Regions from separate parts of the Homo sapiens genome. Here all the other regions are linked to region 1. A link is a contact called in ENCODE Hi-C or POLR2A ChIA-PET data. All regions are on one chromosome and are shown on one strand. Each heading gives the region's core, a stretch centred on a gene start or an enhancer-like site at or near the end of the contact. The rest is flanking DNA. Distances are from core to core; before and after follow the strand shown. Region 1 holds the start of HCG14 (HLA complex group 14). Region 2 holds the start of TRIM38 (tripartite motif containing 38). Region 3 holds the start of H4C1 (H4 clustered histone 1). Region 4 holds the start of H2BC3 (H2B clustered histone 3). Region 5 holds the start of H4C3 (H4 clustered histone 3). Region 6 holds the start of H2AC6 (H2A clustered histone 6). Region 7 holds the start of H2BC5 (H2B clustered histone 5).

Region 1 (3,862 bases), core at 837-3,336:
TGACAGAGTCTCACTCTGTTGCCCAGGCTGGAGTGCAGTGGTGCAATCTTGGCTCACTGCAACCTCCACCTCCCGGGTTCAAGTGATTTTCCTGCCTCAGCCTCCTGAGTAGCTGGGATTACAGGCATCTGCCACCACACTCAGCTAATTTTTGTGTTTTTAGTAGAGACAGGGTTTCACCATGTTGGCCAGGCTGGTCTCGAACTCCTGACCTCAAGTGATCCACCTGCCTCGGCCTCCCAAAGTGCTGGGATTACAGGCGTGAGCCACCACTCCGGGCCTACCATAGGGTTTTATTTATTTATTTATTTATTTATTTATTTATTTATTTATTAATTATTTTTTTTGAGACGGAGTCTCACTCTGTTGCCCAGGCTGGAGTGCAGCGGGCAATGTGGGCTCACTGCAAGCTCCGCCTCCCGGGTTTAGGCGATTCTTCTACCTCAGCCTCCCGAGTAGCTGGGACTACAAGCACCCACCACCACACCCGGCTAATTTTTTGTATTTTTTAATATTTTTAGTAGAGACGGGGTTTCACTGTGTTAGCCAAGATGGTCTCAATCTCCTGACCTCGTGATCCGCCCGCCTCGGCCTCCCAAAGTGCTGGGATTACAGGCCTGAGCCACTGCACCCGGCCAGCAATATTTCTTCTGTAAAAGAAAAGAATAAGTGTTCCACATGGAAAGAACCCAAGATATATTAAGTGAAAAATGTCATAGCATGACTACATTTCTGTTAAAAAAAAAAAACAAAATGTTATATATATATGCGAATGCAGAGAAAAAAGAAATGTAAAAAATACAATAAATTTTTCACGGTGATTACATTTGCGAGAGGAACGTACAGCTTTCATATTTCATTCAATGGTTAAAATGGTACTCAATTTTGACTGACAAAACGGTAATGATCAGATGCCAAAACGAGTGTGAATGTGCATAATTTACGAAAGACATTTTTGAGAACTGGTTACATGAGTTTTGAAAATAGGAGAGCAGAGGACCTGTGTAAGATTTTTAAAGAGACTGCACTGTCACGAGCCACAGCGTTGTGAGATTGGTAGGAAAGTGCTCCAGGAAATATCTAGGGGAGGGCTTGGATCTGAGACACAGAGTGTGAGCCTGGTCGAGAAGCGGGAAAAGAACCCGCCCAGAGCCCCTTCTCTCCATTCCCTCGGCGAGGCAGGAAGCTATCTGCGTTCCGAATCCCGCGACATCAGGATTATCTCGCACTGCAGCACAGAGACCAATCGCTAGTAACCTCTGCCTTTAATTAGGCGTTTTTTGGCCCAAATCTCGCGGCTTCGTAAAAATATCGCGATGCTTCCGCTTTTAATGTTTTTAGTTTGGACAAGCCCTTTGAGATAAATTTAAAAGCCAATTCTTTTTTTTTTTTTTTTTTTTTGAGACGGAGTGTCGCTCTGTCCCCAGGCTGGAGTGCAGTGGCGCGATCTTGGCTCACTGCACGCTCCGCCTCCCGGGTTCACGCCATTCTCCTGCCTCATTCCCGAGTAGCTGGGACTACAGGCGCCCGCCACCACGCCCAGCTATTTTTTTTGTATTTTTAGTAGAGACGAGGTTTCACCGTGTTAGCCAGAATGGTCTCGATCTCCTGACCTCGTGATCCACCCGTCTCGGCCTCCCAAAGTGCTAGGATTACAGGCGTGAGCCACCGCGCCCGGTACCTAAAAGCCGATTCTTAAAAATATACGTTGGTAATTGTTTATGCCTACTGCTGAGATCAGGATATCTCTAAAGTAAGGAGAGGAAAAAGAAAAGTATGTGTCAGAAGTGGGATTCGAACCCACGCCTCCATTGGAGACCAGAATCCCCACCGCGGAGGAAGCTTAGCTTGAGTCTGGCGCCTTAGACCACTCGGCCATCCTGACACACTGCATAACAGCCCTGATTTTTGCACTAAAATAGAGATCAACAAGCAATGATTCTGTGTCGTGCACGCACGCAGAAACGCGATGACGTCAGGGTTGCTTGGTAACAGAAGGGCAGAAAGCCACTTGTGGATTGAAAAAGCAAAAGGGTTCGCAGGACTAGAAAATGTTTCTGCATAAAACTGGATCAAGTCTCTTACGGGCCTTATAACTGTTATCGCCATCTCGAAAAACGTGTGCGGGTTTTTTTTTTTTTTTTTTTTGCTCCCAGCCTGCCCAGATTTCAGGAAGGAAAGAAGATCTTTTGCTTCTTCGGTCGCTGGGTCGGCTCTCCAGTGTCTGATGTTTACTGAAATCTTGATCGTGGTTAGCCTCCCCCAGGACTTCATTGTTTGGAAGATGGTGAGGAACAAAACAAAACCCTAACAAAAGACCCCGGTTCTATAGGAAGGTCCCCTTTTAGCCCCTCTATTTTGGTTCCATTTGTCACTGCCTTGCCACTCGTCGAAGTTTGTCTTGGGCTCTAAAAGTGGTAGCCGGGAACGGCTGGGAAGGTCTCCACAGGGACCACCACATGGGCAAGGCTGGTGTCCGCGCCGAGGGATCGGCGATCCCAGGTCCGGGGAAACTCCGCGAGCGACGCGCTCGCCCGCGGCCTTCCTTGTCGCTCTCGGATGTTCCCGATTAATGGGCTCCAAGTGACCACTGCCAGGTCGGGGAACACAGCGGTAGTTTTTAAGGGGAGTGCACCACATCGCCTGATCCACTTTTCTGTTTCTCAGCCTTCGCCAAGCAATCTGAGCTCCAGGCCGGGAAGCCCCAAGGTCACAAATTTTAATGGAGCCCTGAAACTAAACAGAAATCATCCCTCCCACTAGAACAAGAGCCCCTAGAGGCCAGCGACACCGCTAAAATAACATGTGTAGACCAATGCCGTCCAGGTAACAGTGCCTGGCAAACACGGTAGAGGTTCAATAAATACATTTTAACTCAACCGTCTTAACTCTTGTATTTGGGGCTGTGAGGTTCAGATAGAGGAAATATAAAGTTGGATATTTTAATTAGATTTTGTCCTAATAGCTTACTTTTTGTATTTGTTAATATAAAAAAAATTTCCTTTTTGTAAGGCAAAGTTAGGTCTCTTTTCTGCATGGAGAAATAACTGAGTTTCAGTAGGCTCTATCTTAATTTCCACAGACTTCCTTGGTTTCATATCCTATTTTTGATAGAGAGAAAATTAGTAGTGAGAAGTACAGTGAACACTGGTTCCCCAGTCTCCCTCCAATACATGAGATTTGTATATTTTCTTTCGATTGGAAGGAAATTGTCCAGGAAGTGATTCCCAACATGGCAACTGTAATCTTACCCTAACTATAATTATTTTTTTCTAATTGCAAAGTACACACAAATTGTAGAACATACAAACATGTCAAAAATTAAAATCATCCATAATCTCACTAGTCAGAGGTAACTATTAACATTTTTATATATTTAGTCTTTCATATGGTATACATTTTCCAAAAATGGTCATGTGTAGTAAATAATTTGCTAACTTGCTTTCTAAATGAATATATTATGAATATATACTTGCTAAGTACTATATTTTGCATAAATCTTAATTCCTGCACATATTCCATATCAAAGTGGTATTCTTGAAAACTGGATTATTTCTAATTTTTTATTTTCATCAGCAATGCTGTAAAAACTATCCTTACATAAATATTTTCAAACATCCACGATTATTTCCTTAAATTTCTAAAAGTGAAACCATTACATCAAATTTTTTTTTTTTTTTTTTTTTTTTGAGACGGAGTCTCGCTCTGTCACCCAGGGTGGAGTGCAGTAGCACGACTTGGCTCACTGCAACTTCCACCTCTCGGGTTCACACCATTCTCTTGCCTCAGCCTCCCGAGTAGCTGGGACTATAGGCGCCCGTCACGACGCCCGGCTAATTTTTGTATTTTTAGTAGAGACGGG
Region 2 (3,862 bases), core at 1,363-3,862, 2.9 Mb before region 1:
AGATAATGCATTCCTCCTTGGGGATAGTTCAGGTTGATTTCTCCCTAGGCCTGCCTTTGTCAACATATTCCTGAAGTCTCATCTGCACCCCATCTCTGCTTCTAATATTGGCCACTCTGTGCATGAACCAGCCCCTCCTTCCTGCAATGGGAAACAGGTGTGAGATGGGACAGCTGTCACAATCCGTTTTGCTTTTGTCTTGCTGTTATTATTGGTAATGGTAGTTTGTTTCCTTTTTAGCATTCACTAGCTTCCTTTTCCTGATCCTTTGATAGTGTTACCAGAAAGGGGGTCCCAACCCAGACCCTAAGAGAAGGTTCTTAGATCTCGTGTGAGAAAGAATTTGGGGCAAGTCTACACAGTAAAGTGAAAGCAAGAAAGTAAAGGAATAAAAGAACGGCTACTCTACAGGCAGAGCATCAGCTTCTGGACTAAGGATACTGATATGGTTTGGCTGTGTCCCCACCTAACTCTCATCTTAAATTCCCACATATTGTGGGAGGGACCTGGTGGGAGGTAATTGAATCATGGGGGCAGGTCTTTCCCTGAGTAATTTATACTGCTGTTCTCATGATAGTCAATAAGTTTCATGAGACCTGATGGTTTTATAGAAAGGAATTTCCCTGCACAAGCTCTTTGCCTGCTGCCATCCATGTAAGACCTGACTTGCTCCTCCTTGCCTTCTGCTGTGGTTGTGAGGTCTCCCCAGACACGTGGGACTGTAAGAGCATGAAACATTTTTTCCTGGTATAAATTACTCAGTCTCAGGTATGTCTGGATCAGCAGTGTGAAAATGGACTAATACAGATACTTACAGTTATTTCTTGATTATGTACTAAACAAGGAGTGGATTATTCATATGTTTTCTGGGAAAGATGTGGGCAATTCCCAGAACCAAGCGTTCCTCCCCTTTTTAGACTATATAGGGTAGCTTCCTGACATCGCCATGGTATTTATAAACCACTATGGAGCTGGTGGGAATGCCTTCTAACTTGCTAACACATTATAATTCGTGTATAATGAGCAATGAGAATGACTAGAGGCCACTCTTGTTGCCATCTTGATTTTGGTGGGTTTTGGTCAGCTTCTTTACTGCAACCTGTTTTATCAGCAAGATCTTTATGACCTGTGTCTTGTGCCAACTGCCTATTTCATCCTGTGACTTACAATGCCTAACTTCCTGGGAATGCAGCCCAGTAGGTCTCAGCCTTATTTTACCTAGCCCCCATTCAAAATGGAGTCATTCTGGTTTGAACACCTCTGACAATAGGACAGATCTGGAATGAGCCATGCCTGGGTACAGAGTCACATCCACAACAATGAAAGTTGTAGATATCTGCAAGGACTCATCGTGGGACCAAGGATTCAGGGGCTCATTCTTTCTCCTCTCTCTGTGTGCTGGTTGCCTCAGGAGTAGAATGTCCCATGCTATGCATGGGGTCTGCAACCATCATGCCAGGGCATGATGAATCGTAGGTGGCAAAACAACAGAAGGCTCTGTGAGCACCCAGGAGGGTGCAGTGCTGAAGAGTCTTCTGCTTGGTATAGGAAGAAAGGAACGTGTTTCCCAATCTTGCCTTTATTTTGAGTAGTTGGACCAGAGGGATTGCAGCTGGGCCAAACTCCATGTTCCATTGGCTATCAGGGTCAGCAGGCAGGCCAGGGGCCCAGACAGGCCAGTGGCTCCCAGAATTCAAGTTTAATTTCTCCTCCCACCTGTGTCCTGAGCTCCCCTTACTGGTTCCCTTGGACCACTGCATCTACTTAAGCCAGCATTTATTATGTTGTTATCATAAATGCCTCTTACACCTGAGACTTATAAATGTGACAAGCTCTTATTGTGAGATAGTAATCCATCTTTTTTCCCCATGAAATAATAATTCTAACGGGTGGTGATAGTACTTTTCCTTTCATTTTGAAGTGGAGAAGCTGGAGCTAAGTCATTAAGGACTTGACCCTGGACCCCACAGCCTTTTCTCCACAAAGCACAAAGCAGAGTGATGGTCCCAGGGATCCCACACAGCTCTAAGCTGGGGGCACTCACTGCTGGGCCACTAGTGACTCCCATTTTCTATCCTGGCTGACCCTCGCTATTGAAGAAGATCTGAGTCCTGCAGAAGGACAGCAAGGAGAAAAACAAGACACAGAACGGGACAGAGAAGAATAGAAAGCTGACTCAGATGAATTTTGTGATGCCAATGAGTCCTACTGCTGTTACCACCCCTTTTTCCACCACACCCTTCAGAGCAGTTATAGAACCACAAGCAACCCATAAATAGCAAAAGAAGTAACATCAGCTAGGAAGGCTTAAGGACTCCCAAGGGAGTTGGTGGCAAAAGTAGAAAGATCTCAAATCAGAGTCTGTGAACTGAACCTCTGCAGGCTTCCTGTTTTTAGATACTCTGTGTTGGGGTCACATGATAGTTTACAGGGTTATTAATTGGTTCCTTCTTTTTATTGCTGTAAAAGAAGGATATTTTCTTCCTACGTTTCCCCCTCCTTTACCGGAGAGGCGGAGTGCAAATGATATGAACAACGTCACTAGTTTTCTCCTAAATCTTATGAGCCCCGCCTCCCACAGTAGTTTCACTTCTCAGTTTAATCCGGTCTGAGTTAACTTCCTGACCCAGGAAGTGGCAGCAACAGAGGGGACTAGCAGCGAATATGTAAGTGTCTGAGCAGTGAAGGTTACGGAAAAGGTCCAGGCTAAGGTTTTCTCAGTGGATATGTGAGTGTGTACTGATGGCAAGTGGGGTGGGGAATATATTTCGTGACAGCAGGGCCCCTCCAACTCTGAAAATGGTCAGGACTTTCTTTGTTTTACAGCTCTCACCTCTTTCCTGCTCTTTCTTTCACCAGACTTTACACCAAATCTCAGAAGATTCAGAACTTAGATGAGTGGGGCCCAGGACAGGAACCCTGGAGCCTTGGAAGGAGGGGAGCCCCATCTCCCCAGAAGAGCAGTGACCCCAGCAGAGAGGGGCCTGGTGTATCACTGGAGGAAATAGCCTGCCAAGGAATACACGTCTTCAGAAGAAATTCTGTGTGGCTTCAAGAGACTGATCAAATTGTGAGAGGAAAACAGCCTACCCGGTAATTGTAGTTAAATTACTGTTTTTTATTCTAGGCACTCTTCAAACTTCCTCCTGACTCTGCCCCTGTCCTAGAGGAGCTCCCAGGAGTAGGGGTGTGGGGGCGGGCGGGGGGGAGGGATCGGGGGTACAGGGAGAGCCCAGCTAGGTTCTCAGAAGAGGCAGGCTTTTTCGCTCCTGGTCACTCCTCTGTTGCCTATCCCTGGCCTCCCCCATCTTCTTTCTGCCTTCCCTACCTCCTTGGGTCTGCAAACTCTTTATGTTGCAATCACTCTGAACATGTCTCTTGAGATAGGTCCTGTCCTGGAGAAGAGATAGTAAAAGTAAACTCCCCAGTTCTGCAGGAGCTCTGATCCCATAGAAATAACTGCTCCTCAGGAGCAAACCCTCTGCTCTGCAGCCTTCTTTCCAATTCTTATTCCCTCAGTTTAGGGAGAGGGCACAAAAAGGATAAACCGGTTCTTCTGGTTGTTCTGGTTGCCTTGATTGCTTCCATTATCCTCCTGGTTGGGTCTCTAGCAAGACGTTATTAGCCAGGGAAGTCCCACTTAGGCACCCCTCTCTGCAGAAGAGGTATTCACTATTCTCCTTTCTCTTTCTTTTGCCTATTATACCTCTGCTCCTGAAAGCAAAAACAACAACAACAAAAACACAAACAAAAAACAACCGACCTTATTAACCAGTGTTGGTTGTTGTTCTTTGTGGGGGATGGGGGGGGTCGAGGTGGAGTCAAATTTTATTGTCATGATGGTGTAGGAGCCAAGGGAACA
Region 3 (3,862 bases), core at 677-3,176, 2.9 Mb before region 1:
TACACCTAGGCTTTAGAAAACAAAAGCTGCAGAACGCTGCAAGTTTAGGATTCAAAGAGCATAATCAAGAGAAAGACGTCTCATAGAAAATGTTTCTGAGTAATAGTGTAATCCTACTATGTTTGAGATGCTTTGTAGATTTCAATAACACTCCTAAGTCAATTAAAGCATTACAAAGGAATCCAATTCTTGTGAAAGGTTTCAGAAATTCCCGTAAAGGGTACATTTCCGGAGAGGAGGTGAGCAGTATTCCCTCTTTTTTTTTTTTTTTTTTTTTTTCCTAAAGAGCTGAAGGTTATACGGAATTGGGGAATTATAATACCTTTGGAATCAATGCCTTGTTTTATGGAAAATAAACACAGCCTTCAGGTTATGAAAACCAGATGTAGAAGAGGACAAGTTTAAAAAATTAAAGTCCAAGCCGGCGCAGTGGGGCTCCCCTGTAATCCCAGCTACTCTGGATGCTGAGGCGGGAAGATCCTTTGAGCCCAAGTTTAAGACCAGCTTGGGGAACAAAGCAAAAGTAAAATAAAATAATAGTAGTAATAAAATACCACTTAAATAATCATCTGTAGAGTTGGAATAGAATATAGTAGCCGGTGAAACTGCACGATTGTTGCTGGCTTAAAGATAGACCAATCAGAGTGTGTAACGTCATATTTAGCGTCTTCTATCATCCAATCACTGCACTTTACACACTATAAATAGAGCAGCTCATGGGCGTATTTGCGCTAGTGTTGGGTGTTCCGCTGTGCTGTTTTTCCGTCATGGCTCGCACTAAGCAAACTGCTCGGAAGTCTACTGGTGGCAAGGCGCCACGCAAACAGTTGGCCACTAAGGCAGCCCGCAAAAGCGCTCCGGCCACCGGCGGCGTGAAAAAGCCCCACCGCTACCGGCCGGGCACCGTGGCTCTGCGCGAGATCCGCCGTTATCAGAAGTCCACTGAACTGCTTATTCGTAAACTACCTTTCCAGCGCCTGGTGCGCGAGATTGCGCAGGACTTTAAAACAGACCTGCGTTTCCAGAGCTCCGCTGTGATGGCTCTGCAGGAGGCGTGCGAGGCCTACTTGGTAGGGCTATTTGAGGACACTAACCTGTGCGCCATCCACGCCAAGCGCGTCACTATCATGCCCAAGGACATCCAGCTCGCCCGCCGCATCCGCGGAGAGAGGGCGTGATTACTGTGGTCTCTCTGACGGTCCAAGCAAAGGCTCTTTTCAGAGCCACCACCTTTTCAAGTAAAGTAGCTGTAAGAAACCAATTTAAGACAAAAGGGAATGCATTGGGAGCACTTTTCGTTTTAATGCTACTGAAGGCTTCAAAACCAATCGATTTCGGCCGGTCGCGGTGACTCACGCCTGTAATTCAAGCACTTTGAGAGGCTGAGGCGGGCGGATTACCAGAAATCAGGAGTTCGGGATCAGCCTGGCCAACATGGCCGAATCCCGTCTCTACGAAAAATACAAAAACACGCCGGGCGCGACGGCGAGCGCTTGTAATCCCAGCTACACTCTGAAGGCTGAGGCAGGAGAAACACTTGAACCTGAGAGGCAGAGGTTTCAGTGAATCGAGATGGCTCTAATGTACTCCAGTCTGGGCGACAGAGAGATTCGGTTAAAAAAAAAGTTCGACTTAAAATAATTCTGGAGTCAGAATGGGTTTACATTTAATTCTTAACCCAGTTCCTCAAAGCCTGTAGCTCTGTTAAGAAAATAAAGGCCATTGGTCAAGCCTGCTTGGTCCCACCCTCATCTCCCCACCCTCCCCCAATCGCTGCTCCCGCCATTTCCTGGGGCTTGGAGGAGGGGTTAAAGGAGCGGACTGTAGGCGTCACATTTCCCGCCTGCGCGCTTTTCAGTCTCAGTGTCCGCTGGAGGTGGGGGCAGGGGTAACGTAGATATATAAAGATCGGTTTCCTATTCTCTCACTTGCTCTTGGTTCACTTCTTGGGAAGTCATGTCTGGACGTGGTAAGGGCGGGAAGGGTTTGGGTAAGGGGGGTGCCAAGCGCCACCGCAAGGTGTTGCGTGACAACATCCAGGGCATCACCAAGCCGGCCATCCGGCGTCTGGCCCGGCGTGGCGGTGTGAAGCGGATCTCTGGTCTGATCTACGAGGAGACTCGCGGGGTGCTCAAGGTGTTTTTGGAGAACGTGATCCGTGACGCTGTCACCTATACGGAGCACGCCAAGCGCAAGACAGTCACTGCCATGGACGTGGTCTACGCGCTTAAGCGCCAGGGACGCACCCTTTATGGCTTTGGCGGTTAAGGTTGCTGATTTCTCCACAGCTTGCATTTCTGAACCAAAGGCCCTTTTCAGGGCCGCCCAACTAAACAAAAGAAGAGCTGTATCCATTAAGTCAAGAAGCTCAATGTGTAATTAAGATGAATGATACTGAGCTGACATCCTAAAAAGGAAAGATTAGGGGAACTCCAAGTTTGCCCTCCACTCACTACATATGGGTAGGGGAGCAACGATATTCCAACTCTGAAGAAAGAGTGGAAAAAAAGTAGTGTTAAAAATTTGTATTAGTTTCCAAGGGACAAAGAAGCGCTGCCCAATCAATGAGGGCCATTCGTAGCTGTCAACCAATCAGAACTGATGAGCTAATATTTCCTGAGGCAAGCCAGGGAGCCGGAGGGGAAGCTAAGAAGCTTATTGAGAAAAAACAAAAACCCTGTTTTAGGAAAAAAAAAAACCATCTTTTAGCGATTATGAAATAAAATCACAGAGACATTTAAGTATCCCTCAATCATGTACTGAGAGCAATACTAAATTTATCGCCACCAATACAGTTTTACTCTATTAAAAAGACCCTGAAAATTGAAACCCTATTCAGACTCCTGGAATACCCAGGACACTAAATTCAGGGGAGATTAAAATCTGTTTTAGAGAGAAAAGGCACCTTTTTCAGTGTTACCGCGGCCTTCAGCAGTTAACCTTTTTTTTTCCCCCTTTACGCAGAAATGGAAATTTGGGTGATAGAAATATTCCGAAATTAAATTGTGATGATGGTTGTACAACTAAGAAAACACGGTAAAATTCATTGAACTGTACCTAAAGTGGGCAAATTTTGTGGTACATTAAATATCAATAAAGCTGATTATATACATACACATATATTTTTATATATGCAGAGAGAGAAATGATGCAAGCAGGGTGGTAGGACATGAGGTTGGTAGCATAGGCAATGTTGGTCTGTGAAGGGCCACCTGTGCTAAACCTGGAAGCCTGGGGTTTGTCCAGTCAAGCCATGGTAGCCATAGTTTTAAAGGATGTTCCTGATGCAGTTATGTGTTCCAGTTAAGTACATCTAGCTTCAGAACTCAGCTGGAAAAGGGATGTGAACTTCAGGTTAGCTGATAGGGAAATATCTTACTCTCATCTGAGTAAATATTCACAAATGCCTCTCATTGTGCTCTTTTTGGTACCATTGTTATAGGACTGATTTCAGCCTCACGATGTTAGCTTCAGTGATGGATGTCTCTTTATTTTGAGGTCCTGTTTTCCACCTGACAGTTTTCATCCAGGATTTCTTGAGGAATTACACAAGTACCCAGCTTGGCTTAATTTAAAACTGACAATGGAGAGAATTCATAGCTGCATTCTGGATAGTTTCAGGAATCAGAGGAGCAAAAATGAGCCTGGTATGGAGGGTGGGTCATTTTATGTCTTTCTTAGTTGGTATTTTAAAGATATTTATTGATCTCATATGCCAGATATTGTTGAAATCATTGGGGTACATAAGTTAGAAAATTTTAATTCCCTTTCCTGAATTCCAGAGTCAATGTAGAGGGGTGTGTGGATATCGATTACCCATATGGGAGGTATAGTCGTTGTAACAATAAGCCACGACTAGCTC
Region 4 (3,862 bases), core at 417-2,916, 2.9 Mb before region 1:
CTTATTTCAAAAATAAAAAATAAAAAATAAAGGAAGGAAAAAAGAAGAAAAAAAGAGAAGAAAAGTGTCAGAGTTACTTGAACCAGAGTAACTCCATTTTGAGTGAGGGCTAGGAAAATGAGGCTGAGACTTTCTGGGCTGCATTCCCAGAAAGTCAGTCATTCCTAGCTTCTAGATGTTTACGGTTAAGGGAACAAATAAATAATGTTTACTAAACAGACTCAGACTTAGGAGTGTCCAGATATCCCTATATCTGGAGAACAAAGGCATTCTTAATTTTGTTTAAAGATAATAATGTTGATTCTTGCAAAATATAGTAACTAAGAAAATTAATCCTTTATCACAAACTTGTAGCAGAGCACATCTCCCCATATATACAAGTATTGTACCTAGGGTGGATGCCTTCCTCCTCTTACTTTCGGGAATGTCCTGCTCCGTCTATGGAGTAGTTGTCGTTTCACCACTTTACTTTCTTAGTAAACTTGCATTTACTTTGCACTGCGGACTCACCCTGAACTCTTTCTTGCGCGGGATCCAAGAACCCTCTCTTGGGGTCTGGATGGGGACCTCTTTCCTGTAACATATTTCTGGCCACCACAGAAGGGACTATAGTACAGAAACCCTGACCCAACAGCTACCTTTGGGTAAGTGTTGGAGTTCTGTAACAAAGGAAGAAGGCAGGCAGGCAAAAAATTTATGAAAGAACATACGACAAAATAATTTCTGCTTCAAAACTTCATATTTTTTTAATTTTTTTTTTTTTTTTTTTTTGAGACGGAGTCTCGCTCTGTCACCCAGGCTGGAGTGCCATGGCGCGATCTCGGCTCACTGCAAGCTCCGCCTCCCGCGTTCACGCCATTCTCCTGCCTCAGCCTCCCGAGTAGCTGGGACTACAGGCGCCCACCATCACGCCCAGCTAATTATTTTGTATTTTTAGTAGAGACGGGGTTTCATCGTGTTAAGCAGGATGGTCTCCATCTCCTGACCTCGTGATCCGCCCGCCTCGGCCTCCCAAATTGCCGGGATTAAAGGCAAGAGGCACCGCGCACGGCCCCGTCCAAGTTAACCTTGGCTCTAAAACTTGTCTTCGCTAACATTCCAGTTGATCCTCTAGAACTGAAACAGAATAGCAGCAGCACCACCTTAAGAAATTGTGGTTATAGCTCTCCTTGTGACAAAGTAGGTGGCTCTGAAAAGAGCCTTTGGGTTTGGAAGTGCTTACATAAGCACTTATTTAGAGCTAGTGTACTTGGTAACTGCCTTAGTGCCCTCGGACACAGCATGCTTAGCCAGCTCCCCAGGCAGCAGCAGGCGCACAGCCGTCTGAATCTCCCTGGAGGTGATGGTCGAGCGCTTATTGTAGTGAGCCAGGCGAGAAGCCTCGCCCGCGATGCGCTCGAAGATGTCGTTGACGAAGGAATTCATGATCCCCATGGCCTTGGATGAGATGCCGGTGTCGGGGTGGACCTGCTTCAGAACCTTGTACACATAGATAGAATAGCTCTCCTTGCGGCTGCGCTTACGCTTCTTACCATCCTTCTTCTGCGCCTTAGTGATAGCCTTCTTAGAACCCTTTTTAGGGGCTGGAGCAGACTTAGAGGGTTCAGGCATTGCTATTCCTAAACAGAATAGAAAAGCTACTAACACTCTCCACTACAGAGTAGTACAGAGAACAGTTCAGAGCCCATGTATTTATAGTCCTGAGATTCAAATGACGGTTTAAGATTCCTCACTTCTGATTGGACAAAAGAAACACGGTTTCACTGAGGGGTGGGGTTTATGCAAATATGGAATTTATGTTATCTTTTTCTATTGGATAAAGCACCAAACATAATTGACCAATAGGATAGCTTCCTATTGCAGCCTTGCAGTTTGTATAAAAGGATTTGTTCAGGCGCCATTCCAGCTTGCTTGTCTTTCACAGTTTTCCGCTGCTTTCATAGGTCGCTATTTGCGGACGTGGAAAATGGAGCTAAAGCAAAAACTTGTTCGTCGCTACCGGGCTTGCAGTTCCCAATAGGGCAGAGTCCGTCATCTTTTTCGAAAGGGCAATTATTTTGAGCCGGTCGGAGCCGGTGCGCCAGTGTACTTACAATACCTGGCCGCCGAGATCTTAGAACTGGTGGGCAGCGCCATACGTGACAAGACCCGCAGCATCATCCCCCGCCACCTGCAGCTGGCCATCCGAAACGACGAGGAGGTCAACAAGCAGCTGGGCAACGTCACTATTGCTCAGGGAGGCGTCCTGTCCAATATTCAGGCCGTCCTGTTGCCAAAATAACAGAGCCACGATAAGGCCAAGGTCAAGTAAACACTCAAATCAGAAAACGTAGCTTACACTTGAAACGGCATTTTTCAGAGCCGTCCATAGTTACACAAGAAAGGATGATAACTTGCTTCTGTTAGGGTATTTTTTGCTTTTCGTTTGGATTGGTTTGTTTTGAGACAGTCTAGTTCTGTCACCCAGGCTGGAGTGCAGCGGCGCGATATCGGCTTACTGCAACCTCCACCCCGCCGCTTCACGCGGTTCTCATGCCTCAGCCTCCTGTGTACTTGGGATTACAGGCGTCTGCTACCGCGCCCAGCTAGTTTTTGTATTTTTATGCGAGACGGGGTTTCACCATTTTAGCCAGGGTTGTCTTGAACTCCTGGCCTCTAGTGATCGTCCCATCTCGCCCTCCCAAAATGCTGGGATTACAGGCGTGAGCCACCGCCCCCCTAGCCTAATGGTGTTAAAAAGTTAAGTTTCGAGAAAATAACACCTTCCTTTAGAAAGTACATTTTAGAGTATACAAAGTGAAACTTAAGGCCAACCAAAATAAGACATTTTGAGAACAGGCAGGGTGGGAATGTGACTTGGACTTAGAAAACAAAGGGCAAGGAAACTTGCTGTTCGCCAGTAACAAAATAGCATGGAATCTCATTCTCTGAATATAAGCGTTATTTCCCGACATGAGTCTGAACGTTTCTGGTGGTTTAGTGAGTGTTCACCAGCATTGATAACTTGCGAGACTGTCAGGAATGCAGAATTTCAAGTCCCACTCAAACTTACTGAATCGGAATTTACATTTTAAAAATCCTTAGATACCTTGTTATACACTCTGTTCTTTGGGACTGGATGAACTAGAATTTTAGACAATTTGTCGCTGCAGATAACTGAAACGAAAAGGACAGGATGGGCGGTGGGGCAACTCATCCAATAAGATTGTCTAGTAATGAACCAATCAGTCTGGTCACTCTTCAGCCAATGATTTTATCGCGCGGGACTTTTGAAATATTACAGGACCAATCAGAATGTTTCTCACTATATTTAAAGGCCACTTGCTCTCAGTTCACTACACTTTTGTGTGTGCTCTCATTGCAAATGGCTCGTACGAAGCAAACAGCTCGCAAGTCTACCGGCGGCAAAGCTCCGCGCAAGCAGCTTGCTACTAAAGCAGCCCGTAAGAGCGCTCCGGCCACCGGTGGCGTGAAGAAACCTCATCGCTACCGCCCGGGCACCGTGGCCTTGCGCGAAATCCGTCGCTACCAGAAGTCCACCGAGCTGCTGATCCGGAAGCTGCCGTTCCAGCGCCTGGTGCGAGAAATCGCCCAGGACTTCAAAACCGACCTGCGTTTCCAGAGCTCTGCGGTGATGGCGCTGCAGGAGGCTTGTGAGGCCTACCTGGTGGGACTCTTCGAAGACACCAATCTGTGCGCTATTCACGCTAAACGCGTCACCATCATGCCCAAAGATATCCAGCTGGCACGTCGCATCCGTGGGGAAAGGGCATAAGTCTGCCCGTTTCTTCCTCATTGAAAAGGCTCTTTTCAGAGCCACTCACAATTTCACTTAAAAACAGTTGTAACCCATTCGGTTGTC
Region 5 (3,862 bases), core at 431-2,930, 2.8 Mb before region 1:
CTGACATTCATTGTTTTTGAGTCACTGTCATTGAGAAAAGTTTAGAAAGGAGATATTAGGAGCAGGAAATAGAAAGTAAATAAAATATCAAAATAAAAATGGGGTTTTATAAATGATATAATAGGCAAAATAAAGGAAAGGCATCCTAGACCTCTGGTTAAAATGAAGATGGCACTTGGCGAGATGTGTTCCAGGGTAGTTCACATGATGTATGTTTTCAGAGAATTGTCATATTGCATATGCTGCTATATTTTTTATTTTCATGAATTAAAAGGCATGTTGAGATTTCAGAGTTTTACTTATGATCTCAGACTCTGCATTTTTTCTCTGTAATGTTTGACATTTCTTCCTAGCTAAGTCTCTAGTTATAAGGTCTGTGTTGTGGCATGTGGACAGTGAGTGGAAGAACCTAAGAACTCAATTTGGGGCAGAAGAATGTAATCAATTATTTCAGAAGTGATACAAACAATATGACATGTAGAGCATTCTGGCCTTTCCTGGGTCTTTTTTCTCCATTCCTGGATTTCTTCTCTTCATGTGAGCAAGTCTGAGGTTACTATATAATGTCTCTCACAGGCCACAGCCCCATTCTAAATATTCCCAATAGAAATTCATTTATTAACCAGAGAGTGGTGGGTGGGGTTGTTTTTGTTTTTTAAACAAAAGTGGATCTTATGGGCATTCTGGAAAGCTCCCGCAGGAAGCTAAGAATAAAATTTTGAATTGAGAAGTCCCTTTCTTCAAACCACATTCAGACCCAATTCTGCTATTCTATTTATTTTTCAAGGGGATTAGCCTTATTTTAACACCAATAATCTTATCACAAAAACCTCCCAGAGGAAGACCCTGTAGATTTTGTAATGACCTTAATCAAGTATTAGCCCTACACTTCAATTAATCCCCAACTGTACAAAACGAATGTTCTTTTCTCTAAAGCTGTAGCAAGTTGAAAGGGGATTAAAAACGGAGGGAAGGGAAGAGTGTTTGGAATTTCAGGCACAGCAAACAGGCACAGCAGACCAGGAAGAGCGTCCCGGGAAAACATATTATCCAGACTTAAGTTTATATTCCCTGTCTCTCTCAGACTTTTGCAGAAAAATGAGTCATTCAACAAATATTTGAATCGAGATAGGGAAAGTGACGAGGAAGAAGTTTGCACTTATGAGGTTTTAATTTGCAATTATTTGGCTACCTTTTTGCCTTCCCAAAACATAGGGTCTTTAGGAGTGAAACTTCATAGCCAAACTTATACCTTGTCCAGCACAGAGAAGGCCATCAAAATGCCTGGTTTAAATAAAAATATTAAAATGATTGGGAGGGTAAATCCCTTGACCTATAAATCTGACCTCCTTTAAACATTATTTGTATGTTCCCCAATAAACTATTCCGTAATTTATTAGTTAGCAAGTGGAAATAAAAAGAAATGTGGAATGGGGCTATGCTTAGCGTCATTAAGCTGACAGGAATACAGCGCATTCAACTTGCAAACACCCTTCCACTCCCACAAAGAGCAAGCTGTCACTGGCCAATCAAAACAATGAACCATAATGAAACAGTTTTTCTTGCTCCACCCACTTGGTGACCAAATTTGAAAAAAAAAAAAAACCGCGCCAACTCATGTTGTTTTCAATCAGGTCCGCCAAGTTTGTATTTAAGGAACTGTTTCAGTTCATACCTTCCACTGCGATAGGAATCATGTCTGGTCGCGGCAAAGGCGGAAAAGGCTTGGGGAAGGGTGGTGCTAAGCGCCATCGTAAGGTGCTCCGGGATAACATCCAGGGCATTACAAAACCGGCTATTCGCCGTTTGGCTCGGCGCGGTGGCGTCAAGCGCATTTCCGGTCTTATCTATGAGGAGACTCGAGGTGTGCTTAAGGTTTTCTTAGAGAACGTTATTCGAGACGCCGTCACCTATACGGAGCACGCCAAGCGCAAAACTGTCACAGCCATGGATGTAGTATATGCCCTAAAACGTCAGGGGCGCACTCTGTATGGCTTCGGCGGCTGAATCTAAGAATACGCGGTCTCCTGAGAACTTCAAAAAACAAAAACAAAAAAACCCAAAGGCCCTTTTCAGGGCCGCTCACAAAGTCGTTTAAAGAGCTGAAATGCGTTGCGAGAATGAGTTTGGATGACAGAAATAACCGTGACATCCTGCATAAGAATGAATTGTGTTTGCCATGACCGGCCACACTGTGACAAAATTTCAAAGCATAAAGTAGGCATAGAGAGGTAAGCGCTAATAAAGTGATTGGCTCCACAAAAAGCATTTTGCTGGGCGCAGTGGCTCACGACTGTAATCCCAGCACTTTGGGAGGCCAAAGCTAGTGTATCACTTGAGATCAAGAATCCGAGACCAGCCTGGCCAAAATGGTGAAACCCCCTCTACCAAAAAAAATACAAAACTTAGCCGGGCGTGGTGGTCTGCACCTGTAGGCCCAGCTAGCCCGGAAGCAGAGATTGCAGTGAGCCGAGATCGCGCCACTCCCCTCCAGCCTGGGAGACAGAGAGAGACTCCTCAAAAAAAAAAAAAAAAAAAAAAAAAAAAATTATGTATTTTAGAGCATTCTAAGAATGGTACTTTGGACTTAACCGAAGGGCTGGAGGCGCGTGTTGAACAAAGGTTATCACCTTTTGGCTCATGCGGCACACAGCTATGTAAATAAAGCATCTTTAGGGACAAGCTCTCATTTGCGGAGGGTTCTATGGCTGTTGTCCTATTGGCCAAAACAAAGTGGTCTAAGTCCGGGCGCGGTGGCTCACGCCTGTATTCCCAGCAGTTTGGTAGGCCAAGGTGGGTGGATCACGAGGTCTGGCGTTCAAGACCAGCCTGGCCAAGATGGTGAAACCCCGTCTACTAAAAATACAAAAATTAGCCGGGCGTGGTGGCGGGCACCTGTAATCCCAGCTACGTGGGAGGCTGAGCCAGAGAACTGCTTGAACCCAGGAGGCAGAGGTTGCAGTGAACCGAGATTGTGCCACTGCACTCTAGCCTGGGTGACAGAGCGAGGCTCCATCCAAAACAAAACAAAACAAAAAAGTGGTCTAATAATCCCCAGAACTGGAGGAAGAACCATAACTTATTGATTTTGTTTTTAACCTTATGTATGCCAGGCATGCTAGCCTTGTATACATACAAGGCTAGAGGAGCAAAGGTGCAGGAAGCCATCTTGAGGGAGTCCCATATTATTGAGAGACCGGCCAGCTGCTGGGAGAGGCTAGTTGTTCATCCTCACTGTATGTGATGAGAATCTGGTGACAGTCCATTGCTGGGCACAGCATTTAGGCAAAATGGCTCTCTGCTATGTCAGGCAAGTGAGGCATATTTTTGCACAATCCTAGTAATTCCGAACTCATTGGGAAACAATGGCAATTACATCCAAGCAAGGAAAGGTCTGTGGTTGATTTTATCTATACAAATTTAAAACATAATGTTTACAACCTTTCATTATAGGACACAATTTTTAAAAAGATGCCAAACTATACAAATAAGTTCAGAAAAGTGAGGTACTATTGAACCGTCTGGAAAACATAAATGTATGTGAAATAATGCAATGCATAGTTTTGCAGGGGACTTTGTTCAAAGTTTCTCGAAATACCATGGTCCAAAGTAGACTAACATTAGCATTGGTTATTTATGATGATCAGTAAGAATACTAAATCAAAAATCAAAGGAAAATTAAACTATGTCTGTTTAAAGAGAAACGTAGTTTACCTCAGACTGAGAGTTAAAACAAGTTTGTGATTCAGGAAGGTGGAATTCAGAACCTAATTGGGCAGCCTCCAACATTTCCATTAAGGTTTGGATTCTTAAAATTTTTCAGTCTTCGGTATGCTCTGGTAGTCTGATGAAACTTACAGAT
Region 6 (3,862 bases), core at 644-3,143, 2.8 Mb before region 1:
TGTAACCTAAATTACATGGTATTTAAGTTTGTAAAAATCTGCTTTAACACTAATTTTATTTATTGTATATTCCCGGTTTTTAATGGAGAAAGCAAACTTCTAGGTGCTAAAAACGTGTTCTAGACTTGAATAAAAAGATAGGTAGACTACGTCTAACCCTTCATCTTAAAATCTTTACCTGGAAAAGACCATGAGTAAAATACTTAAGGGAATGTGGAATTTCCCAGGCCACAAAGCGGCCTGCAGTTGTCTAGGAAGGGAGAGTCCTCTAGGAGATACAGTGTATGTGCTAAGTTTAATGACGTCTCCTCTTCATTCTCCCCCACCCAGCGCCTAGTCCTTACTGGCCTTCAGTTCAGTGTTCGAAGGCTTGTCAATTTACCCAGCAGTTAAGAGTTGGCTTCTCCTAAAGCAACTTTCAAACTTGTCTGCATGTTACAAGCCCCCTACGGAGATTTTAAGTTTCAATCAGGCAACACACCATTTATGGCTGACTGAGCACTGGGATTCAAGCAAAATTTGATTTGATTTGAATCTTGAATAAACCAGTTGAATAGAATAAGATGTATGAAGCAACATCTGGCGCAGTGCTTACATCTTTAGTTCTGTACTGCCTTAGTGTTGTTATCAAAACTGACGCATATTAGGTTAAAAGACTATTACCGGGGCAGTTGGAAACCCAGGAGACACACCCTTCAGTATACTACGAAGGTGTGCGCCACGAAAACAGAGGGGGAGTCCTTCCTTAGGCAGTTACTGCCCAGGTTCCCACTCCGGTCCGCTATGTAAATCAGAGTCTCAAAACAGCTTTCCCTCGATTGGTTAATATTTAAAATGACAGGACAGCCTATTGGCTAGAAGCTGGTGGCGAAATTATGACATTACGGCAACCGTTGATCCTGGCGACGTAGACAGGGACAGACAGCTGGGTCTGAAACCTAAGCGAGCCTGCGGTTTCTTCCGGGAACGCCGAGTTAGCAAAATGGCCGCTTGTCTCCATTTTAAATTTAAGCACAACGAATTGACCCCAAAGCCATTTTTAATGGCTGGCTTCTTTCGGGTTCAGGACCCTTTGTCCCTCTCTAAGCTGCAACACTTGTCCCCACCCCTCTCCAGTTCCTATATTCTAATACCCCTCCGCCGCCAAATAAAATTTGGCGTCTGGCCACAGCTCTTTTAGTGGGTATCTGGGTGGCTCTTAAAAGAGCCTTTGGGGTTAGGTGTTAAGACGCTTACTTGGAATGTTTACTTGGAGCTGGTGTACTTGGTGACGGCCTTGGTGCCCTCCGACACGGCGTGCTTGGCCAGCTCTCCGGGAAGCAGCAGGCGCACGGCCGTCTGGATCTCCCTGGAGGTGATGGTCGAGCGCTTGTTGTAATGCGCCAGGCGGGAAGCCTCGCCCGCGATGCGCTCAAATATGTCGTTAACGAAAGAATTCATGATGCCCATGGCCTTGGAAGAGATGCCAGTGTCGGGATGGACCTGTTTCAGCACCTTGTACACGTACACAGAGTAACTCTCCTTGCGGCTGCGCTTGCGCTTCTTGCCATCTTTCTTCTGCGCTTTGGTCACTGCCTTCTTGGAGCCCTTCTTCGGGGCGGGAGCAGACTTGGCTGGCTCAGGCATCTTAAAACACCAGAAATGTGTCGAAAGTAAAGAGCGGATTTCTGCTACTTATAGGGCTTTTATGCTAATGAGGGATGGAGAGTACCTCTTAGTTAATTGGAAGACAAACTGCACAGTTGTCATCCGTGGGCAGAGCTATGCAAATGAGGTATGAAAGTACAGCTTTTCTATTGGCTATCTGACTAGCATTTGCTACCGACCAATCAAAAAGTCGGATTTACTCCCCAGGAACTACCTATAAAAGCGGCCATGTTTTACATATTTCTTGATTTTGTTTGTTTTCTCGTGAGCTTAGGCCGCTGGTTTTGGTGATTTTTGTCTGATTGCAATGTCTGGACGTGGTAAGCAAGGAGGCAAAGCTCGCGCCAAAGCGAAATCCCGCTCTTCTCGCGCTGGTCTCCAGTTCCCGGTGGGCCGAGTGCACCGCCTGCTCCGTAAAGGCAACTACGCAGAGCGGGTTGGGGCAGGCGCGCCGGTGTACCTGGCGGCGGTGTTAGAGTACCTGACCGCCGAGATCCTGGAGCTGGCCGGCAACGCGGCTCGCGACAACAAGAAGACTCGCATCATCCCGCGCCACTTGCAGCTGGCCATCCGCAACGACGAGGAGCTCAACAAACTGCTAGGCCGGGTGACCATTGCTCAGGGCGGCGTCCTTCCTAACATCCAGGCCGTGCTTCTGCCTAAGAAGACCGAGAGTCACCACAAGGCCAAGGGCAAGTGATTTGACAGGTATCTGAGCTCCCGGAAACGCTATCAAACCCAAAGGCTCTTTTCAGAGCCCCCCTACCGTTTCAAAGGAAGAGCTAACCTCACTGCTTGTAGGTAGAAGGAAAAAAGGCACTAAGGTAAGTTAATTTTATGCCAACCTTGAGCAAAGCGTATTACTGCTTTTCGGTTTTTGGGGAGCGCTGTTACTAAAGGTTGGTCTGTTTGTATGTAATAGTAGGTCAGTTACGTACTATCATACTCTAAAGAAATATTCTAGTTAATGCTTTGTAAGATCGACCATAGTTAGTGCCTAACAGTTTACATGCAGGGATGCCTCGTGATCTAAACACTTCGTTGTGATTACTTTAAAAATGTAAATTGAAGGCAAAACTCTAACGTGTTGGTAACCTTGTTTGGTCCTCCGACTAGTCCCCCGTCTATTTTTTTCTCAATTTAGGCTGTAGGCAGCCTCACTTTCCTAATTCTGTGAGAGTTATAGGTCCCATTCCTGCTAAAGTGCAGAGTATATTACCTAAAAGTTAACCAGGGAGTTGAAAGGTGTCTGTAAAACAGACTAATGTCCCTAATGTAGAACGGTGCCTGACATGCAACTTACTCTTGTATTTTAAGAAGCTCAAGCGTCTAGGTTGCCATTACAGGCAGAAAAGGAAATAGAGTGGGGCCTGTGGCCACTCAAAAACCTTTGCTTTCTGCTCACCCCTCTAATCCTACCACTTTGGGAGGCCGAGGGGGCTGATCACCTGAGGTCACGACTTCGACACTAACCTGGCCAACATGGTGAAACACCTCTCTACTAAATAAAAATAATAAATAAAAAAATAAGTTGGGCGTGGTGGCACATACCTTGTAATCCCAGCTACTCTTGAAGCTGACGCAGGAGAGTCGCTTGAGCCTGGGAGGCGGAGGTTGTAGTAAGCCGAGATCGTGCCACTGCCCTCCAGCCTGGGCAACAGTGAGACACGGTCCCCCAAAAAAACCTTTGCTTCTAGGGATCTGGTAACAGCTGCCCCACCCACAAGAAATGGAGATCTGGGACCATGGACAAATTTCTAGAGACCTATTTTCCTGGATTCTGTGAATCTCGCCGAGGTTTTCTTCCGGATCTCGGTTTCTGCATTTTTTTGTTTGTTTGCTTGCTTTTTTGAAACGGAGTTTTGCTCCTGTTGCCCAAGCTGGAATGCAGTGGCGCGATCTCGGCTCACTGCATACAAACTCCGCCTCCCGGGTTCAGACGACTCTCCGGCCTCAGCCTCCCTAGTAGATGGGATTACAAGCGCCCGCCACCAGTAGAAACGGAGTTTCACCAGGTTAGCCGGGCTGGTCTCGAACTCCTGACCTCAGGTGATCCGCCAGCCTCTGCCTACCAAAGTGCTGGGATTACAGGCGTGAGCCACCGCGCCCGGCCGGTTTCTGCTTTGATCGGAATTAAGTGGGCAGAAAAGTCTAGGCGGGCTAAGTCTTGCCTATGCATCTGCGCCCAGCTGCTCAGACTGGCCAAACAGACCCA
Region 7 (3,862 bases), core at 475-2,974, 2.7 Mb before region 1:
AGACTGCGCCTGCCGCGCCCGCTGCTCCGGCCCCTGCCGAGAAGACTCCCGTGAAGAAGAAGGCCCGCAAGTCTGCAGGTGCGGCCAAGCGCAAAGCGTCTGGGCCCCCGGTGTCCGAGCTCATTACTAAAGCTGTTGCCGCCTCCAAGGAGCGCAGCGGCGTATCTTTGGCCGCTCTCAAGAAAGCGCTGGCAGCCGCTGGCTATGACGTGGAGAAGAACAACAGCCGCATCAAGCTGGGTCTCAAGAGCCTGGTGAGCAAGGGCACCCTGGTGCAGACCAAGGGCACCGGCGCGTCGGGTTCCTTCAAACTCAACAAGAAGGCGGCCTCTGGGGAAGCCAAGCCTAAGGCTAAAAAGGCAGGCGCGGCCAAGGCCAAGAAGCCAGCAGGAGCGGCGAAGAAGCCCAAGAAGGCGACGGGGGCGGCCACCCCCAAGAAGAGCGCCAAGAAGACCCCAAAGAAGGCGAAGAAGCCGGCTGCAGCTGCTGGAGCCAAAAAAGCGAAAAGCCCGAAAAAGGCGAAAGCAGCCAAGCCAAAAAAGGCGCCCAAGAGCCCAGCGAAGGCCAAAGCAGTTAAACCCAAGGCGGCTAAACCAAAGACCGCCAAGCCCAAGGCAGCCAAGCCAAAGAAGGCGGCAGCCAAGAAAAAGTAGAAAGTTCCTTTGGCCAACTGCTTAGAAGCCCAACACAACCCAAAGGCTCTTTTCAGAGCCACCCACCGCTCTCAGTAAAAGAGCTGTTGCACTATTAGGGGGCGTGGCTCGGGAAAACGCTGCTAAGCAGGGGCGGGTCTCCCGGGAACAAAGTCGGGGAGAGGAGTGGGATTTTGTGTGTCTCCGGAGCTATTTTTGACTAAGGCGTCGCGTCGCCCAAGCCGGAGTGCAGTGGCGTCATCTCGATTTTGCGTTCTCGAGTGTCGGAGTTGAACCCATTTGGGCCTCCCTTGTGCTTTGCACTTTTAGCAGGCCCTGGCCTCCAGATAGCATGGGAAAAAAAATGTTGGGATTTTCCCGGGTTTCTAAGCTGGGTTTTTCCGAGTTCCAAACACGGCACAGTGTATCAGTTTCTGTGCTGGTTACAAGCCTACTGGTTATCCCTATCGAGTATGGCAGGCAGTGAGGGACTTCAGAGGAGTACGTCTTAGGACAAGTGGCATAGTACTGACATTATTTCCGAAGGGCTACATTTCAAGTGCTTGGGGAGACTACTGCCACATAACTGAAAATTAGAAACCGACACTGCAGAAAAATACTTGGTCCTTAAATGTGGCATTTGGATGGATTAAGGACTTGCCGAAACGTAAAACTGACAGACTTGGGGGGGGGGGATGTCCCAATTAGCACGGCTTCTGTATGCAACGAGTCCCATACTTTGTTAAAGGAAGAAAGGAATGTGAGTTCTCCTAATCTGTTAAGTATCTTTCGGTGTAAGTTCTGACACCACAATGTTAAAAAAGTCGGATCTCAAAAACCAACTGCTCCAAGCGAAGTGCACAGCTGTCTTGCCTAAAGAGGCCTATTTATAGTAGCCTCGGGTAGTCTGGTCTGGGCTTTCTCATTGGGTACAAGTAAAGGAACGAAATAGCCAATGAAAAGGTAGACTTTTAAGTGTCGTTTACATTGGCATTTGTGACGACACTCTAAAATTAATCCAATCATAAACGAAATCTGATTAACCTCATTTGAATACCGCATCTATAAATGAACAGGGCCTCGGCGGGAGTGATTATTTTCTCAGGTGTTTGCAACAGTGTTCTAACTATTAACGCTACGATGCCTGAACCTACCAAGTCTGCTCCTGCCCCAAAGAAGGGCTCCAAGAAGGCGGTGACTAAGGCTCAGAAGAAGGACGGGAAGAAGCGCAAGCGCAGCCGCAAGGAGAGCTATTCAGTGTATGTGTACAAGGTGCTGAAGCAGGTCCATCCCGACACCGGCATCTCTTCCAAGGCAATGGGGATCATGAATTCCTTCGTCAACGACATCTTCGAGCGCATCGCAGGCGAGGCTTCCCGCCTGGCGCATTACAACAAGCGCTCGACCATCACCTCCAGGGAGATCCAGACGGCCGTGCGCCTGCTGCTTCCGGGGGAGCTGGCCAAGCACGCCGTGTCGGAGGGCACCAAGGCCGTCACCAAGTACACCAGTTCCAAGTAACTTTGCCAAGTAAGCATCTTTACACCTAATCCCAAAGGCTCTTTTAAGAGCCACGCATGTTTTCAATAAATGAGTTGTAATCATTTCATTCAAAAGGGGGGTTATTGGACTTAGCACCACAGTACCAATCTTTAATGTTACGTTAGTACTGCAGAGGAAATAACTTGGAAGTTACAGGGAATAACAATAGGTACTAGAAATTGAGTGCTATGGGTACGTATTAGATCGTTAGCTCATTTAGTATCACATAACACTAGCATAAACTGAAAGTATTGTAAATGTACAGCTCTTTGGTTTCCGTGTGCAGATTTCCAAGTTGATCGTGATGTTGATCCGGGACTCGGTGTGGTGACGGCCCGCCCTGAGCACGAAAGTGCACGCTCTTGACAACTTCCTTATGTTTGGAGCTTTCTCCACCACCACCCCCGCCCATTTTCTTGTAAAATTTTTACCATGCAGATATGTAATAACTGCAAGTAAAGGCTGAAGACAATGTGAGCTGAACACGGAACTATTACAAAGGTTTCTGATTTGTTTTGTAATTGGGCCAGTTTCTGTCTGAAGCTCTTAAGCGAGTGGGGCAGGGAAAGGCGGATCCTAGGCGCTGAGGTGCAGGAAAAAGAAGCAGCTTCTGAGACACCTTAAAATTCTTTTGCTAAACCGTCTTTTTCTGAAAGTCATTTAATTTATAGGTTTTTTTTTTTTTTTTTTTTTTTTTTTTTGGCAGCTTTCAGGTTAAAAGTCCTCCGGGTAACGGCAGAAACCAAATAGTCAATCATTAAGGTGCCTGACTGCACGTAGGCAATAGTTATCGCAGGACTGAAGCCCCCTTTGCAGTACAATTTATCCTTTCCTAGATGCCCCTGAGTACGGAGGACTGGAGGAGGTAGAAAGGGAAAGAAAACCTCCTTCTGGCAGGATGTAGCTTCTGCTGCACAAGGTAGGATGATGACAAAAGGTTTTCACTGCTGGGGAATGGATGATTGCGGGAGAAAAAGAATCTCGGAAAAGAGTCGGGAGGGAACTAGGAGGGAGTGGCCAGAAGGAAAGGAACAAATACTTGAGACGTGAAAAATGTGAGATGGATGAGGCTAGGTTTGGAGTCAAATGTTGGCTGAGAGGGAGAATTTAAGTGATGGATGGATGATCATTGTCTAAAAGAGGAATGAATTTAGAAGTTTGTCCTCATGCCCTCATAAACAAACACGAAATGATGGATTATGGGATACATTTTCCATAACATGGCAAGCGTGGTACTTGGACGGATAAATAAAAGCCTGAGTAATATTTTCTAAATTCTTAAAAGTAAGAAAGAGGGTCTAAGAAAGTAAACTCAGAGCCAGGGACTTGGCCCATGTTAAACCCCAAGCACTACAGCTGGCTTTTACTCAACCCGTGGAAACTGACCAGGGTATAGAGCCTGATATATCTTCTTAGGTGAAGGTGAGACACCAGACCTAAATCTGTCATCTCAAGAGTAGAAGGATGAACCACACATACAAACCCATCACAGATGAATGCAAATAAAAAAGTCAGCTCCGAAGTTGGGTTCTGAGCAGTGTAGATTCTACTGCTAAGGCTTGGACTACAAGCCATCGATGCTTACTTGTTCCTGGCATTCATACCATAGGGATTCAAACACCCAAGCTGAGAATTTAATTTAGGCATATCCCAGGCTGGTTTTGTGCCCCTGAGCACCCGGTAGAAAC

The links. Hi-C counts contacts between places; a loop is a spot of excess contacts on that map. ChIA-PET counts read pairs that join two places held with the same protein, here RNA polymerase II (POLR2A). Pooled maps may share reads with other maps.
Region 2: a loop to region 1 is called in a pooled map, with 6 times the contacts of the local background. The contact joins the promoter of TRIM38 here to the promoter of HCG14 in region 1. A Hi-C loop is called at or near these places in 1 of 37 single-sample maps with no recorded cell type and 7 of 50 pooled maps. POLR2A ChIA-PET finds 5 or more read pairs at or near these places in 1 of 52 experiments (A549).
Region 3: a loop to region 1 is called in a map of B cell, with 4 times the contacts of the local background. The contact joins the promoter of H4C1 here to the promoter of HCG14 in region 1. A Hi-C loop is called at or near these places in 5 of 168 maps with a recorded cell type or tissue (B cell, CD4-positive, alpha-beta memory T cell, naive thymus-derived CD4-positive, alpha-beta T cell and 1 more), 1 of 37 single-sample maps with no recorded cell type and 12 of 50 pooled maps. POLR2A ChIA-PET finds 5 or more read pairs at or near these places in 9 of 52 experiments (B cell, CD4-positive, alpha-beta T cell, CD4-positive, alpha-beta memory T cell and 6 more).
Region 4: a loop to region 1 is called in a pooled map, with 4 times the contacts of the local background. The contact joins the promoter of H2BC3 here to the promoter of HCG14 in region 1. A Hi-C loop is called at or near these places in 2 of 168 maps with a recorded cell type or tissue (naive thymus-derived CD4-positive, alpha-beta T cell and vagina) and 5 of 50 pooled maps. POLR2A ChIA-PET finds 5 or more read pairs at or near these places in 5 of 52 experiments (CD4-positive, alpha-beta T cell, Panc1, activated B cell and 2 more).
Region 5: a loop to region 1 is called in a pooled map, with 2.4 times the contacts of the local background. The contact joins the promoter of H4C3 here to the promoter of HCG14 in region 1. A Hi-C loop is called at or near these places in 1 of 50 pooled maps. POLR2A ChIA-PET finds 5 or more read pairs at or near these places in 3 of 52 experiments (Panc1, T-cell and activated T-cell).
Region 6: a map of gastrocnemius medialis shows a loop between it and region 1 (3-fold over the local background). The contact joins the promoter of H2AC6 here to the promoter of HCG14 in region 1. A Hi-C loop is called at or near these places in 1 of 168 maps with a recorded cell type or tissue (gastrocnemius medialis) and 4 of 50 pooled maps. POLR2A ChIA-PET finds 5 or more read pairs at or near these places in 7 of 52 experiments (B cell, CD4-positive, alpha-beta T cell, CD4-positive, alpha-beta memory T cell and 4 more).
Region 7: a loop to region 1 is called in a pooled map, with 4 times the contacts of the local background. The contact joins the promoter of H2BC5 here to the promoter of HCG14 in region 1. A Hi-C loop is called at or near these places in 7 of 50 pooled maps. POLR2A ChIA-PET finds 5 or more read pairs at or near these places in 9 of 52 experiments (B cell, CD4-positive, alpha-beta T cell, CD8-positive, alpha-beta T cell and 5 more).

The regions. Positions count from the first base shown.
Region 1 is chr6:28,894,444-28,898,305 of GRCh38, forward strand. It overlaps HCG14 (HLA complex group 14), which reads left to right and starts at 2,087. Exons shown (of 2, transcript NR_104117.1): 1 at 2,087-2,287; 2 at 2,668-2,877. It overlaps TRL-CAA1-1 (tRNA-Leu (anticodon CAA) 1-1), which reads right to left and starts at 1,885; the gene lies at 1,780-1,885. RefSeq lists enhancers at 492-1,128, 1,764-2,399 and a silencer at 1,190-1,353.
Region 2 is chr6:25,960,190-25,964,051 of GRCh38, forward strand. It overlaps TRIM38 (tripartite motif containing 38), which reads left to right and starts at 2,613. Exons shown (of 8, transcript NM_006355.5): 1 at 2,613-2,666; 2 at 2,860-3,093.
Region 3 is chr6:26,019,723-26,023,584 of GRCh38, forward strand. H4C1 (H4 clustered histone 1) reads left to right here and starts at 1,927. Exons shown (of 1, transcript NM_003538.4): 1 at 1,927-2,328. The coding sequence starts at 1,957. The coding sequence ends at 2,268. It overlaps H3C1 (H3 clustered histone 1), which reads left to right and starts at 729. Exons shown (of 1, transcript NM_003529.3): 1 at 729-1,236. The coding sequence starts at 768. The coding sequence ends at 1,178. RefSeq lists enhancers at 241-1,057, 1,058-1,874, 1,392-1,491, 1,522-1,571, 1,875-2,690 and 2 more.
Region 4 is chr6:26,042,047-26,045,908 of GRCh38, forward strand. H2BC3 (H2B clustered histone 3) reads right to left here and starts at 1,667. Exons shown (of 1, transcript NM_021062.3): 1 at 1,181-1,667. The coding sequence starts at 1,611. The coding sequence ends at 1,231. It overlaps H3C3 (H3 clustered histone 3), which reads left to right and starts at 3,338. Exons shown (of 1, transcript NM_003531.3): 1 at 3,338-3,823. The coding sequence starts at 3,365. The coding sequence ends at 3,775. It also overlaps the pseudogene H2AC5P. RefSeq lists enhancers at 1,911-2,150, 3,381-3,700.
Region 5 is chr6:26,102,253-26,106,114 of GRCh38, forward strand. H4C3 (H4 clustered histone 3) reads left to right here and starts at 1,681. Exons shown (of 1, transcript NM_003542.4): 1 at 1,681-2,085. The coding sequence starts at 1,696. The coding sequence ends at 2,007. RefSeq lists enhancers at 1,219-1,328, 1,353-2,043.
Region 6 is chr6:26,122,279-26,126,140 of GRCh38, forward strand. It overlaps H2AC6 (H2A clustered histone 6), which reads left to right and starts at 1,894. Exons shown (of 1, transcript NM_003512.4): 1 at 1,894-2,412. The coding sequence starts at 1,955. The coding sequence ends at 2,347. H2BC4 (H2B clustered histone 4) reads right to left here and starts at 1,648. Exons shown (of 1, transcript NM_003526.3): 1 at 1,189-1,648. The coding sequence starts at 1,626. The coding sequence ends at 1,246. RefSeq lists enhancers at 440-1,125, 573-1,772, 821-1,560, 1,804-3,003, 1,811-2,496 and 4 more and a silencer at 1,432-1,797.
Region 7 is chr6:26,156,398-26,160,259 of GRCh38, forward strand. It overlaps H2BC5 (H2B clustered histone 5), which reads left to right and starts at 1,725. Exons shown (of 1, transcript NM_021063.4): 1 at 1,725-2,210. The coding sequence starts at 1,773. The coding sequence ends at 2,153. H1-4 (H1.4 linker histone, cluster member) reads left to right here. Exons shown (of 1, transcript NM_005321.3): 1 at 1-718. The coding sequence ends at 653. RefSeq lists enhancers at 1-411, 1-95, 356-435, 1,165-1,916, 2,056-2,105 and silencers at 726-775, 3,104-3,398.